Regions from separate parts of the Homo sapiens genome. Here regions 1, 2, 3 and 4 are each linked to region 5. Evidence: chromatin contacts called from ENCODE Hi-C or POLR2A ChIA-PET data. All regions are on one chromosome and are shown on one strand. Each heading gives the region's core, a stretch centred on a gene start or an enhancer-like site at or near the end of the contact. The rest is flanking DNA. Distances are from core to core; before and after follow the strand shown. Region 1 overlaps MDN1 (midasin AAA ATPase 1). Region 2 overlaps BACH2 (BACH transcriptional regulator 2). Region 3 overlaps MDN1 (midasin AAA ATPase 1). Region 4 holds the start of SRSF12 (serine and arginine rich splicing factor 12). Region 5 holds the start of ANKRD6 (ankyrin repeat domain 6).

Region 1 (2,887 bases), core at 181-2,680, 260 kb after region 5:
CAAGTGGGTGCCCCCAGGGATAATGGTGAGGCTGCATCCTCATTGCAGACTCAGTACTGTGAGCACTCCTTCCTCAACAGCTGCCCTACCTGTTCAAGCGCTGGGTGTTCTGGCCAGTCCTGTAGCAAGTGACTGACAGCCTCTGAGAAACCTTGAAGCACAGGTTGACACTGCCGTGCTTCTGGAACATTGGGATGCTGGTAGAAGTCATAGGGCCCATCAGGTTTCACCATCAGGTCTGAGGGTGCCTCCCCAAAAAGAGTGTTATGGGAGAGGGTACAGGCCAAAAGTTGGCTGCCCAAGAGTCGGTCATTCAGTTCAACTCCTGTGAAGTTAACATCACGGTAAAGTCAGTGAATTCAGTAAGTTGATCTATCAACATGTCAAAAAGATGTCAGCAACAGGGCCAGGTGCAGTGGCTCATGTCTGTAATCCCAGCACTTTGGGGAGCCGAGGCAGGCAGATTGCTTGAGGCCAGGAGTTTGAGACCATCCTGGCCAACATGGTGAAACCTCTTTTCTACTAAAAATACAAACATTAGCCAGACATGCATGTGCCTGTAATCCCAGCTTCTTGCGGGCCTGAGGCACAAGAATTGCTTGAACCTGGGAGGCAGAGATTGCAGTGAGCTGAGATTGTGCCACTGCACTCCAGCCTGAGAAACAGAGCATCAGCAACATCAGCAACAATGAACTAATTGGGACTAATGAATGCTATTCTCCCCTAAAGCAACATTGGCCTAGAGAACTGTAATCCTAATACTATAGTAGCTACCTAAAGCTCTCAAGTTTCTGGAATGTGCAGAGGAAGTCAGAAACTGCCTAGGTATAAACAAATGGTGTAGGGGTTAACTCAGTGCATCCAAATTCCCAGTTTTTATACCTATTCTAGGTAAACAGAAAGGAAACTTAAAGCCTCCTTCCTACTTCTATGAAATAATGCCAAGAAATCATGTAGGAAACTGCAATGAACCAACTATTAAACCATATTCTACAAGATTGGTTGCTCCCAGGTATGTGTTATTTCATTTCAAAAGCACTAAGGCTATTTGACAGCAGAAATAATGCTAAGGAAAAAAAAACACATACACGTACACATTTAAATTAAGTCCTTGTCCTTATTTTCTTAATCCCTCACCCCAAAGGATCCAAACAATAAAAATCCATCTTTTTCTTGGCCCATTTGTACACTGATGAAAATCCATCTTATTACAGAATCCTAAATCAATTTTCTTGAATCAGCTTCAGTTCTTTAAGCCAAGGAAACTCCAATAAGGAATTATGCGAAAACAGGAAATTCATGAGTGTGATTGTTACAGAGTAGCAACAGCATCTATTTGCATTTGCTTTCATTTCCCAGGGGCATAACAAAAGTAAACTACCATACCCATCAGGGGGTAGAAGTGTGTCACAAGCGATGCCCCAGTCTGATAGCAAGACAGAAACAGGCTGAGGTAATGCTTTGCTTCATGTGGCGGCAGAGTCTGTTGATACCAGAGGGATCGAGCAAAGTTGAGACACAATTGCTGGTGTATCAGCATTACTGCCTGCATTGAATTCTGGGAGAGGAGAGCTGGGTTTGTGCCTGCTTCCTCTTCTTGCCCATCTGAAGTTCCTTTGTTCTCCTCCAACGTTGGCTGCACCAAAATATCTGCAAAGTCCTATAAATAGCATTAGAGCAATTGAACTTTTAAAAATCAGAATCTACTTCTAATCAGACTAAAAGGAAGAAAGAAAAAAGCATAAGAATGACTGAAAAAATGAAATAGGACTAATATATGTATTAAAATATATTTTAAAAGACTACAGGCTGGGCACAGTGGCTCACACCTGTAATCCCTGTGCTTTGGGAGGCCGAGGAGGGAGGATCACTTGAGGTCAGGAGTTTGAGACAGCCTGGGTGACATAGTGAGACCCTGTCTCTGTAAAAAATATAAAAACGGCAGGGTGTGGTAGCATGCACATGCAGTCACAGCTACTTGGGAGGATTGTTTGAGCCCAGGAGTTTGAGGCTGCAGTGAGCTATGATTGCGCCACTGCACTCCAGCCTGGGTGATAGAGCAAGACCCAGTCTCTAAAATACATACATACAGAGAGAGAGATAAAGAGGAAGAGAGAAAGCCATCAGAGGGAATGTATATGGCATCAAGGGAATTCATTCCAAAACACACCCTGCCATCACTGCTCTACCTTTTCATGCAGGGGGAACTGTTTTCTGAACTCCCGTTCTTCCTCCTCCTCTTCACTCAGGGCTGTCCTAGAGTTCCTGCTCCTGTATCTATACAGGCCGCTTTCCTGCTCAGCCTTCTCTTGGGCTATGCGTTCCTGCTCATCCCACTCACTGATGATTTCCTGAAAGTCACACAGACAGAAAGAAGCTGAGCTTTCTTTGCTGAGGCATTCACAAAGGCAAGATTTGCTATTAATTTCTCATGAAAATGAAAGTATCATGACTCAAAAACAAATAAAAGCCAACATCCAAGAAACTAAATTCCATGGAATAAAGAGCAAATGGGTTTTGTTTTCCAAGTGTGTAGCCTCAGCAACCAGTTTCCTAAATCCCCCCTGCTGTGTCATTGTAATTTTGAAGGTGTAAAACTTGCCACAGTACAGCTAATGGGAACTTCCTGTCAAGAGGTAAAGGTGCTTTGTAACAAGGACAGACTCAGGGTTGGCCATGAGAGGGTTGTGGTTCAGACAACACCTGGGTGGCACCCCAAGGAGCTGGCCAAGGGGTTCAGAAAAGAAACACTTAGACTAGGGACTGGGTGGTCAAAGGGCACCAATCAGGCAAAACTGGAATGTGTCTTACCAGACACTTCTGAAATTCCCTACCACTTCTAAGATTTTAGATCTTTAAACTGGCAAAAATTCTAACTTAAAGAACC
Region 2 (2,700 bases), core at 54-2,553, 510 kb after region 5:
AGAGATGCGGTTTTGCCATGTTGGCCAGGCTGGTCTTGAACTCCTGGTCTCAAGTGATCCGCCCGCCTTGGCCTCCCAAAATGCTGGGCTTACAGGGGTGAACCATGGTGCCTGGCCTGAAATATTTCTTAAGAATAGCAACCAGTGAAAAAGACTGCATGAAAGAGCCCCAAGTGCGGAAGGTGAGCAGCAAACCACTACTCTATCTCAAGAGCCTCCTTGGCACCCATGAGGTGACACAGGCTTGCACCTTTGAGCAGTTTGTCACTCCCCTTCCCGAGGCTCTTGGGGATTCAGCAGCTTCTGGGTTCAGTCTGGTCCTGCTTCAGAAGCTCCTGGAATAAAAAGGTTGTGTGCTGCCAGGCTAAGAGACAACGTGTGGGTTAGCTCAGATTGCTTCATTCTTGTTTACATTCACGTCTGCTCCGGATGAGCCAGCAGATGGCACTACAAACCTAAACTTCCTTCAAGCACTAGCCCAGCCCTGTCTAATACAAACAATACGAGCTACATTTGTGATTTTAAATTTTCCAGCAGCTACATTAAAAGAAGTAAAAAGAAACAGGTGAAATGAGTTTGAATACTGTATGTTATTTAACCCAATAGATAAAAATACTTCCAACATATAGCTAATATAATTATTAATGAGATAGTTTACAGTTTTTTTTTTTTTTGTGCTAAACTTTCCAAATCCAAAGCACATTTTATCCTTACAGCACATCATAATTCAGACTAGCCACTTTCAGGGGCTCAACAGCCACGTGCAGCATGAGGCAAATGGACTGGACAGTGCCACTCTAGGAGACAGAATAAATGGACTCAATGAATCCCAGCAGCCAGAAAAACATATGGGTCTGGGCTGAACTGATCAAAATGCTCTTGGGTGAAGAAACCAACCCCTCGATAGTGTTCAGATGCTGCAGGGTTAAGTCTGTGTTCTTCAAGGGAGTGAGGATGAAGACATTTGATCCTGAGCCCAGGTTTCTCTTTGGTTACATCATTTGCAGGCAGACACGAGTCCCGGCTGCCGGCATGTGTGGCTAGTCAATTCCCGTGCACAAAGGCAAATGTACAAAATGATCATTTGACTTTTCTGTGGTTGGGTGCAAGCTCTTTGTCAGGTTCCATCACAGCTCCGAGCTTGTGCAGTGTGGCATTTACTGAAGGTTCCCAGCAGGTGATCTGATTCAACTTCTACCTGGTGAGCTCTGTCCCATGACACCTGTAAAATTTTGGTCCAAGAAAGCAAAATCGCAGTAGGGCCCATGACACCACTGTCGGCTTGGCCCTGCTCCGACTGCTAAAGACAGGCAGCCAGGACAAACAGTTCCTTGTTATGGGCTCGGGAAAGGCCTTTGTGCACGGGGCTGTGTTTGCACAGGGCTTCTAATGATATGAAAGAATGTTTGATTTCCCTCTTATACCCGTTGGATAACAAACACACTCAGATCCTGCACGGTGTCTCCGGAACACAGAGGTCTGTCTGTTGGAGATGTGGATGTTCCAACACAGCAGAGGTGGTGGCGCTTTGGGGGCTTGTGGAGTTTTCCCTCTGATGACAACAAAGCCATTCTGCTTCTGCTCTAAATGTGTTTACTTACTCTCAGAAAGAAGATATCCCTATAGTTCAGGCCACAGGGAAAGTCAAAAGGATGTCTATACCAAGAGCTACTGTATTTAAATCATCCAGACAGTGAATATAAAACACTAGGGGAATAGGAGGGAGAGTTGCCAAGAAAAAGAAAAAAATCACCAATGCTAGTTTCAAAGTCCTTGAGACAAAAAGCCATACAACACTTCAGCAGAGCTGCTGCAACACAATCTGCTTTTTAAAGAGGGTCAGAGGAAAAGGTAATGGGTCAACTATAGACTTTCTCCCAGGTGAAAAAAACCCCAACTCACTCTTGTTTCTCTTTACAAGTCTTGGTTCCCCCTCTAGCAAGGGAGGACTTATGTTCACTGACATGCGGGGGTCTCTGAGGTGTTCTCAGACAGGCACCGGGTCGGGGTGGGTGGGAACTTGACCACATCCAAGTTGTTTCTTGAGTAATAAGTTCCAAGCCAAGAACATCTTGTCTGGAAATAAGGAGTAGCCACTGACTGTTTGGTCCCGTGGAGGACATGCCTCTCCCAGGCTCTCGGCACTCAAAACATTCCTCAAATGGGGCTGAGGAGTCAGAGAAGGCCAACAGACCTTGGAAAGCGGAAACACATCAAGAAGGTTGAGGCCCACCTCTTTTCCTTCTAGATAATTATTCTGAGCCAAACAGGCCCAGTTGGGCTTAACATCTTATTAACTGTCCCTCCACACACTTGCTCCTCCAGGATCTCACTTCCCAGCAGTGGCTTGGTTTCCTAAAGAGTCCCAACAGCCAATGTGATGAGGTGAAGAGTCCTGTGGACTGTCGCCATCCCCACTAGTTATACTCAGCCACCCACACACAGCTCCGGACACACAGGCTGCATATAAGGGGAAGGGCACGAGGGATTCATGGGCGCCACTCTTTAGCCAGGGGTCTACCACTTTGGTTCTCAGTGGAGAATCGGAGAATCAGGGCAGCCACTGAGTCAGCAGGCCAAGGGCCAAACAGGGCACCAGAGGCCTGTGCCACAGTTGGCACAATAAGCTGCTGTTGATTTTATTCAGCCCAGCAAAGTGTTGACTCTTCCCCCTCTGGAACACGACAGGAGCAGCAGGAC
Region 3 (2,978 bases), core at 427-2,926, 360 kb after region 5:
CCTCGTGATCTGCCCGCCTCGGCCTCCCAAAGTGCTGGGATTACAAGCGTGAGCCACTGCGCCTGGCCTTAAATGTGTTTAATAATAACAATGCATCCAATATACATGGGGGAAAAGGGGAATGATTTATAACCTTAAAGGGGTAGTAAGTTCTCAAATATGGCTGGTTCCCTAAAAATACGTGAGGATTAAATGAGAAATTCAGAGCTGGAAGCTCTTGAACTTTCCTCAGGGTTGTCCTCTCATAAATTTAGCAGGCAGGCTGCACCGCAACTCTACCCTGCGCTTTGGCCCCAGGGTCCCCACTGCTAAACAACAGCAGGTCCATTCTAACCAGAATCCTTCCCTATGTTAAAATCCTAATGCCCTAAACATAATCTAGGTTGGGATACTGGTTACAGGATACGTGGGGGGTAAAGAGGGAGGAGGGAAGGGGACGGGTCTTCACAACTAGAAAAAAACACAAAGAGCTTTGGAAGTACTGGGTGTTTGGTGTTATTTATATGAAGTTTATGAATAATCACTGACTACACTTATGACAATGTGCATTTTCCTATATGTATATTACATTTTAATTTTTTTTTTTTTTTACTACTACTGACCAGAACCCAACTGATGGGTTCAAGAAATGACCCAGAACTTATTCCAAGAAGAAAAGTGGGTGGCCTGGGTGTAGTGGCTCACGCTGAGGCAGGGGGTCACGAGGTCAGGCATTCGAGACCAGGCTGGCCAACATAGTGAAATTCCGTCTCTACTAAAAATACAAAAAATTAGCCAGGCATGGTGGCAGGCACCTGTAATCCCAGCTACTCAGGAGGCTGAGGCAGAAGAATCACTTGAACCTGGGAGGGGGGAGGTTGCAGTGAGCCGAGGTTCTGCCACTGCACTTGCACTACAGCCTGACCATCAGACAAAGTGACAACTGACTGAAGACTGCTATGGAAAAAGAGACTGGCTCCCACTAGTGCCAGACTTATGATCTGCAAGCCTGTTCAAGTATGGTCTCAAGCCATTCGTGGAAAGAAGCTTGTTGCATATGGGAGAGAGGAAGTTCACTAGATACTGGACTCTCTACAATGAGATAGTTCTGAAAGAAGAGGCTGCTGGGAGTCATCTCTAGACCTAGGCCTGTCTTTGCCACAGAGCAGTCCAAGGGTCTCCAGCAAGTAATTCTGCCTTTGAATTACATCAACATAGGATCGTAACATGTGCTACAGAACTTCACACAGTTTTTGCAGCAAGCAAACAAGAAGATATACGGAACAGCTCCGCGCAAGTTAAAGGCATCACACAGGAACCATTAGTTTCTAATTTCATATTAAACAGGGACAGGCTGGGTGCAGTGGCTCACGCCTGTAATCCCAACACTTTGGGAGACTGAGGTGGCATGATCCCTTGAGTCCAGGAGTTCCAGATCAGCACAGACAACATAGTGAGACCCCGTCTCTACAATTTAAAAAATTAACAAAAAATAAAAACAAGAACAGTGGGAATATCAGGGGAAAAGCCCAAGATGAATTTCTTTTTAACTTCCAAAAATGAAGCAGCAATTTAACAAACTAAATTTAGCTCACACCTGGTACATAGAACCCAGCCAAAGACAGAGCACACTCAGTGTTTAGTAGGGGGAAGGGGACACACCCCCTACTGATACCAACATACCAGCTCTCCAGGGGCTGGCAGCTGCCCAGGCAGCACCACACCACAAACAGCTGTCACCCTAGGGGAGAGGTCAGACGAAACAAGATGTCCCTGTAAGTACTGCAGCTCCTTCTGCTTACGCCAAAGGGAGACTTCTGGATTGGCCAAAACCAAGGCCTTCTCCAAGTCCTGCAACTGGGCCTCTTCTAATAACCTGAGAGAAAGGAGAGTCTCGTCAATTACCTTACCACTCAGAAATGCTATCGCAAGACCTGCAGTCACCTCTGGCCTGTCACCCCCAGAAAAGAAAAAAAAAAAAGAAATGCTATAGCAAGACCTCCACGAAGGTTCCTGCTTACCTCAACCTGAAATGGATCAATTCATCACTATTAAATATCTTCTTAAGAAATGATAACTTGTGCTCTTCATTCATACAGGTAACCAAAGCAAGACAATTGGCTGTATACCTAGGGAAAAAGAAAGTATGTAAATTCAGTTTATCTGCAGTTGATAATAAAGAATAAATAAAATCCACTAGCCAACTGAACACTAGAAAAGGAAATCTCAATTATTACAACACATTTAAGAACAGAAAATACAAATCAGGCACAATGGATTTACTTGATGGAACATGAAAAAGGTGAAACTCCATTCATATCATCTCATTTTCCTCTGCAATGACACATGATTAAAGAAAGGAAGTAAAACCCCAAAAGCCACAAGAACAAAAATAACAAATTTTAAATGGTTTCCTTTCCCTCCTGACACACACAACTCCACACATGCCCTGTACCATCCCCACACTAGAAGTGCAAAAAAGTCTAACAGCTACGCACCAGCGAACCAAGGTGTCATGGCTTCTGAGGAGAGGGACACACACACTCCAGTCCCAGAGCTCCCGGAACACAGACTGCTCCTGCTGCAGAAACTTGAAGGCTGCTTCCATTAGGTCCCGGAGCTTCATCCTCCTACGTCCATAGCGTACTGGATTAGCATCTGAACTCTCTAGGAAAAGTCTTTGAAAGACTGGGGATGTGTCCTTGAAATATCTCAGGGCAAACCTTCAAACACAAAGAATACAGACATCCCCAACTTAACAATGGTTGGACTTAATTTTTCTGCTTTGTAATAGGTTTATCAGAGTATTAAATGCATTTTCAACTTAAGCTATTTTCAAAAAGGAGTATCTATATTTTCATTGATTGGTGGGAATATCATAGAACGCAATTCTCTACTCTGACCAAACCACAAAACAGAACTCCCAAGGGTCTGAGAACATAGGGGAATGAATGCTGAATCTACTTAGTCGTAAAATTGTATCCTGTTCAATTTCAGGA
Region 4 (2,829 bases), core at 279-2,778, 320 kb before region 5:
GCTGGGCGGATCACTTGAGGTCAGGAGTTGGAGATCAGCCTGGCCAACATAATGAAACCTCATCTCTACTAAAAATATAAAAATTAGCCGGGTGTGGTGGCACACGCCTGTAATCCCATCTACTTTGGATGCTGAGGCAGGAGAATCGCTTGAACCCGGGAGGCAGAGGTTGCAGCCAACCAAGATCGGGCCATTGTACTCCAGCCTGGGGGACAAGAGCGAGACTTTGTCTAAAAAAAAAAAAAAAACTAAAAAATAAAAAATACTTAACGTTTATTTACTCCTCAAAGGTAAATTATAATACTCATCTCAGATGACTATGGAGTCAAGAGCTCCATGTATCTATACCTCTCTGGCCCCAGGTAAATCATTAAAACTCTTAGTTTCCGCTCTCCCTTATGTACAATAAAACAGTACTGCATAGGTAGAAAGGCTGGGGGGAAGTAAATGAAGCCCAGTGAAATGAGAATGTCTATTAACACCGTTCCCTCTCCCCCCGCCCCCAATTTCTTCAGCTCCATTAAGGAAGGAAGTGCTATATGAAAAAGTCATTCCTTAGTATCTGTGTTCAGACACTCTGTAGACAAAATTCTCAACGGAGGGGTGGGGCATCAGAATCAACCAGGTGAGCCTATACTCACGCCCTTAAAAAGGGTGTTAATACTGGACTCAGAACTTTAAAGAAAAACGCACTGATCTCATTCATTGAAGTTATTTTTTGTATGCAGAATAAAATTGTGTGAATAAAATGCAAGCAGCACCGTCTGTAAGTAGACCAGAACTGGGGGAAAGAAACTGTAAGGCCCGAGTACGCATTATGGTACAAAACGTTCTCACCAGCCCCAATTCCTCTCCATCTAGGAGGGTTGGATGCGCGCGATTTTATCGGGGCACGGCGACAAAGGAGCTGAAACGCGGGCACTCGCTGGAGCGCAAACCCTCCCGACTCCCGGCGGGGAGCGACCTGAGCTCGGGAGAGGGGCGCCCCGTGTCCCACGGCCCGCCGGCTGCGGTGCTGAACCGCGGAAAGCGACGCGGGCCCGGGACACGATGTGCGCGGCGCCGGGGCTGAAAGCTGGCCGGGAGGGCGGAGGCGCGAGTTCCGCCCTGGGCCGCGGAGTAGTCCGAGGGCTCACACCTCCCCAAGTGGCGCAGCCTGGGCCCGCGGGGAGGCTCCGCGCAGCTCCCCCGAGCCTCCGCCGGGCCTCGGCCGTGCTCCGCGGCGCGGCTGTTACCCCGCCCCTCCTCCGCGCCCCCAACCTGCAGCCGCGGCCGTTCACCTGGTGGCGTCCGCGACGTTCCTGATGAACAGGGAGGTGTTGGGGGGCCTCGTGTAGCGAGACATGACCGCTTCCTCCGTTCCCTCCGGGTCTGCCCGCGGCCGCTGGACTCGCTCCGTCTCCCGCTACCGCTGCTACCACCACAGGAGCTCCGCCGGCCCCCGGCGCGACCCCCACCCCTCGGCCTCAGCCCCGCCAGCGCGCAGCCGCAGAGGCCGGCGCAGAGGGGGCGCAGCGCGGCGCCAGCCTGGACGCACGGGCCGGGGGCGGGGGCGGCGCCGGCGCGGCCCAGGGGCCGCGGGAATTCCGAAGACAGGAGCGCGGCCGTTCCCAGGCCCTATGGGATCCGGGTATGGGGGGTCCTGGAGTGCGACGGGATTTGGGGAGGGGGCGGCGAGGGCCAGTGTATGTCAGGAGGGCGGAGGCCAAGAGGGGGCTTGAGGCCGCGGCGGGGACGCCGGGGGTTAGAGGACCCAGAGGTGGTGGCGGGGCTGCGGCTGGGCGGAGGTGGGGTCAGTGAGAGCCGCTTTCAACCGCGCCCCCGCTCAGCCTCCGCGGCCCTCAGCGCATCGTCCTGAGCGCAGGACCTTGGCAGTTGGTAGGCCTCCTGCCCCTCTGGTCTTGAGCCTTCGGCTTTCCAACTGTGAGGTCTCGGTTTTGTTCGGATTTGTTTTTTTAATAGAGACGGGGTCTCGCTGTGTTGCCCAGGTGGTCTCAAACTCCTGGGCTCAAGCCTCTCCCGCCTCGGCCTTCCAAAGTGCTGGGATTACAGGTGTGAGCCACCGCGCCTGGCCTGTTGGATTTTTAAGTATTATATGATTCTTCATCCTTTATTCACTTGGGGCATAACACTCAGCTGTGAGTACATTCATTCAGATGTTTATTGAGCGTCTACTATGCGCCAGGCACTTAGCGTGGGATATAGCAATGAACAAACAGGCCAAGCCCCGCCCTCTGAGCTTACATTCTAGAGGGGGGACAAACGAATGTACAAATGAATACATGATGTAGAAGACAACAGTTTAAATGCAGGGACAGTTAAGCAAAATTTAAATTACCCTCTCCCTATTCCCCCAAAATGTTGTAGCCCATCCCCTTCTAGTTAGACTCGTCTTCGCCTTGCTCCTGTGGCCGGCAGGCACAGCCTGTTATTCAGGGCTGGGAGTGTAACCAGGCAACTCCTAAGTGTGAAGAGTGCCCCTTTTCGCTCGCAGAAGTGGTAGGCTTTGAAGAATACATGTCGTGGTCACCCTTCTAGCTCACAGCCCTCCCAGAGGCTGTGGAGGTTCCTGGGTCTGCAGCTGTACTGGAACGGTGGCTATTCTTTCATTCAGAAGGGATTGCTCTGGCACTGCAGGCACAGGGCTAGACTGGCACCGTGCCTATTCCCCTAGAGCTTAGAATTTGGTAGGGAGGCAGAATCTAACAATCACACTGGTAAAGATACAAACTATAATACAGGGCTATGAAAAGAACTATATGCTGCTGAGAGCAGGCATTGTGGGATGGTGAGCAAGGCTAGAGGGTCACTTATGTTCCCTGAACAAGT
Region 5 (2,700 bases), core at 66-2,565:
ACTGCAGCTGTGACTATGGGGTTGGGAAAATTTCAGAAGCAGTAGGAGAAAATCAAGAACTTCCCCTTCCTAGTGTGGAAACAGGCTCTTGGGATCTCTCCTGCCTAATGATCCCTGAAGGAGAGAGGGAAACAAACATCTTAAGGAAAAGGAAGAAATCATCATGTTTCTTTTCTCCTGGAAACCAGGCCTGTTTCAGAGGGAATAAGAAAAGTCGGCTGGGTGCAGTGGCTCATGCCTGTAATCCCAGCACTTTGGGAGGCCGAGGCTGGAGGATCACGAGGTCAGGAGTTCGAGACCAGCCTGACCAATATGGTGAAACCCCATCTCTACTAAAAATACAAAAATTAGCCAGGGATGGTGGCGGGCACCTGTAATCCCAGCTACTCAGGAGGCTGAGGCAGGAGAATCACTTGAACCTGGGAGGCGGAGGTTGCAGTGAGCCTAGATGGTGCCATTGCACTCCAGCCTGGGTGACAGAGTGAGACTTCGTCTCAAAAAAAAATTTTAAGCAAGAAAGAAAAAAAAATCAGATTCGTGATAAGCTTGTCCCAAAACCTCAGGTAAGATTGATAGTCCATTTTAGGGTGCTGCTTGCCTCCTCTTCCATCTCTCCGCCTTTGGAGAGCAGATACCTGTCCATGCTTCTTCAAAGGGTGGAATGAGATCCCATCCATCTTACATGTATTCAACAGTAGCTTATTGAATGCTTCCTGTGTTCAGGGAGCTCTTCTAGGTATTGAAGAAGTGGCTGTGAATGAAAATAGACAAAACCAGACTGAGATAATGGTATGTAAAGTGTGATATGAATATGGGGGTCAGGCTCGCTCAATGCTTTTGCCATTTCCATATGGGATGATTCCAACAAGATACTTATAGTCAAGCTGTTAGAAATAAAGGCTTCCTTTCCCCTCTCCAGCTACCCCAATAAATCTGGGTCATTCATCATTGTTGTTCAGTTTGTACTGAGCAGCCCCAGTTAAGTGAGCTATGGTTATATTGAAATATCCACTTGGCCACGAATTGAGTGAAGGTGGGAGGTTCCTCCTGCTAATTCTCCTCCCCTCCCAATACACTTCCTGGCAACCCCCACGCGGAAAACCTCACCCTACTATAGGCCCCCTTCCTCCCACTCTTCAGAAGGCGGTGGCCCCACCCAGGAGAGGGCTGCAGATCGGGGCCAGCCCCAGGGCCTCCGCGGTGCCACCTCTCTCTCGCGAGGGTCCCTGCCGTGCCCCGGCTCGCCGCTGGGAGGCGCTGCGGCACCGGCGTAGGAGCCGCCGGCAGGGGTGGGGCGGGGCCGGCGGGACGGGGCAGAGGGCCCTGCGGCGGCGGACGCGGCGGGCTCGGCCACAGGTAACCCGCAGGAGCCGAGAGCGCTGCCTGGCGCGCGGGCGGCTGGAGGCACGGCGCTGGGCGGCGCCGAGGCCCTGGGGCCGCCGGAGCCAGCGGGAGCCAGTCCCCGTCTTCGCCCCTCGCCCCCCACCGTGTCGCCGGCCTTGGTCCCTGCGGCGCGGACGTCCGGCGCGGGAGAGAAAGGTACCAGGCGACCTCGCCGGCTCCCTGGGACCCCCGCTTACACCGGGGTGGGCGCCTCAGGTCGGGGAGGACGCTGTCGGGGGAAGGGGGCGCTGCTCCCTCGGCACCCCAGGATCGCCGACTGCCCGCGGAGGAGACCCGGACACCGCGCCTCGCCCCCTGGCCTGCGGCCTCCGAAAACGCCCGGCGCGAGGGGGTCCCCCCGGGGCGCCTCCCTCTTCGCCTGGCATCAGTTGCCTCCCTGGAATATGGAACTTCGGGCGAGGGAGGTGGAGAACTTTCTTCTGGGGCTCGTCCCTCGTTCTCCTGCTCGCTTGCAGTTTGAAGGAAGGGCGGTGGGGGCGGGGGTCCGAGTACCCCGCGGTCTGCGGCGCGTAGGAGGGTAGGTCCCTGGCCTGCGGCCGCCTCCGAATGACCCCGTCCCTCCCCGCCCTGGACGACAGCACTAGGGTGCAGTCGCAGGAGAGGGGCCGATACCCCTCAGGAGCCCCATCGGCGAAGCCTCAGCAAGTGGCATCTCCCGGGGTCCAGAGAGTCGGCGTGCTGTCTGGTTTGGGTCCAGACATCAGCTCACCCAAGCTTATCTTGGGCTTTTAAGTGTGTTGCTTCCGGTAGATCTCGGGGACTGGAGGGGAAGTGCAGCATTATTTGTGACCCAAGAGGGACTTGAATGTCTCAAAGCTGGTCAAGAATGTTTCCCCCGCGAGGTAGCATGAGATGGGTCACGTGGTAGTAAAGAGCCACTTCGGGCCCGTGAGATGGAGTTCTGACTCCACCACTTGTTAGGTGTGTGACTTTGGAAAACCCACTTCTTTAAACCTTAGTTTTTAGAACTCTAAACTGCAGGTATTGTACATAACCTCGTAGTATTGTGTTCATGCAGTGAAGTGATGGGAATGAAATGCTTGGCATTGTACTCTTGTGTGTTAGACACCTTTTGCGAACCTGTTGGATGTTGAATTCATTCATGCTTAGGTTCTGTTAGGCCAGTGTAAGTGGAAAGAACTTGGGCAATGAAGACAAACACACCTGGGTCCAAGGTGGTCCCATCCATGGTATACTGATTGGGGGTTTCTCATCCCCAAAACACCAATAGCAGCCTTGGCGGGGTTTTTGTTGTTGTTGTTTTGAGACAGAGTTTCGCTCTGTTGCCCAGGCTGT

The links. Hi-C counts contacts between places; a loop is a spot of excess contacts on that map. ChIA-PET counts read pairs that join two places held with the same protein, here RNA polymerase II (POLR2A). Pooled maps may share reads with other maps.
Region 1: a map of naive thymus-derived CD4-positive, alpha-beta T cell shows a loop between it and region 5 (3-fold over the local background). The contact joins the enhancer-like site here to the promoter of ANKRD6 in region 5. A Hi-C loop is called at or near these places in 3 of 168 maps with a recorded cell type or tissue (CD4-positive, alpha-beta T cell, heart left ventricle and naive thymus-derived CD4-positive, alpha-beta T cell) and 7 of 50 pooled maps.
Region 2: a loop to region 5 is called in a map of B cell, with 22 times the contacts of the local background. The contact joins the enhancer-like site here to the promoter of ANKRD6 in region 5. A Hi-C loop is called at or near these places in 2 of 168 maps with a recorded cell type or tissue (B cell and MCF 10A) and 9 of 50 pooled maps. POLR2A ChIA-PET finds 5 or more read pairs at or near these places in 1 of 52 experiments (CD8-positive, alpha-beta T cell).
Region 3: a map of HCT116 shows a loop between it and region 5 (2.4-fold over the local background). The contact joins the enhancer-like site here to the promoter of ANKRD6 in region 5. A Hi-C loop is called at or near these places in 1 of 168 maps with a recorded cell type or tissue (HCT116), 5 of 37 single-sample maps with no recorded cell type and 14 of 50 pooled maps.
Region 4: a loop to region 5 is called in a map with no recorded cell type, with 5 times the contacts of the local background. The contact joins the promoter of SRSF12 here to the promoter of ANKRD6 in region 5. A Hi-C loop is called at or near these places in 5 of 37 single-sample maps with no recorded cell type and 3 of 50 pooled maps. POLR2A ChIA-PET finds 5 or more read pairs at or near these places in 2 of 52 experiments (HEK293T and Panc1).

What each region holds. Positions count from the first base shown.
Region 1 is chr6:89,688,484-89,691,370 of GRCh38, forward strand. It overlaps MDN1 (midasin AAA ATPase 1), which reads right to left. Exons shown (of 102, transcript NM_014611.3): 64 at 2,190-2,351; 65 at 1,387-1,660; 66 at 90-325. It overlaps MDN1-AS1 (MDN1 antisense RNA 1), which reads left to right. Exons shown (of 4, transcript NR_111915.1): 4 at 1-998. Among named protein-coding and RNA genes, the nearest start is that of LYRM2, 51 kb to the left of the region's middle. RefSeq lists an enhancer at 1,107-1,656. Within about 2 kb of position 1,431, at least 3 of the 41 ENCODE cell types and tissues checked have a DNase peak (open chromatin) inside an H3K27ac peak, as active enhancers do.
Region 2 is chr6:89,940,193-89,942,892 of GRCh38, forward strand. The region is part of intron 7 of BACH2 (BACH transcriptional regulator 2); the gene reads right to left. Among named protein-coding and RNA genes, the nearest start is that of GJA10, 47 kb to the left of the region's middle. Within about 2 kb of position 1,304, at least 11 of the 41 ENCODE cell types and tissues checked have a DNase peak (open chromatin) inside an H3K27ac peak, as active enhancers do.
Region 3 is chr6:89,792,100-89,795,077 of GRCh38, forward strand. MDN1 (midasin AAA ATPase 1) reads right to left here. Exons shown (of 102, transcript NM_014611.3): 3 at 2,478-2,702; 4 at 2,001-2,108; 5 at 1,663-1,855. Among named protein-coding and RNA genes, the nearest start is that of MDN1, 26 kb to the right of the region's middle. Within about 2 kb of position 1,677, at least 4 of the 41 ENCODE cell types and tissues checked have a DNase peak (open chromatin) inside an H3K27ac peak, as active enhancers do.
Region 4 is chr6:89,116,543-89,119,371 of GRCh38, forward strand. It overlaps SRSF12 (serine and arginine rich splicing factor 12), which reads right to left and starts at 1,529. Exons shown (of 5, transcript NM_080743.5): 1 at 1,281-1,529. The coding sequence starts at 1,345. It also overlaps a transcript of PM20D2 not described here. RefSeq lists a silencer at 1,113-1,382.
Region 5 is chr6:89,431,837-89,434,536 of GRCh38, forward strand. It overlaps ANKRD6 (ankyrin repeat domain 6), which reads left to right and starts at 1,316. Exons shown (of 16, transcript NM_001242809.2): 1 at 1,316-1,539. LOC124901360 (a long non-coding RNA gene) reads right to left here. Exons shown (of 2, transcript XR_007059675.1): 1 at 1,581-2,700; 2 at 1-751. RefSeq lists a silencer at 1,108-1,587.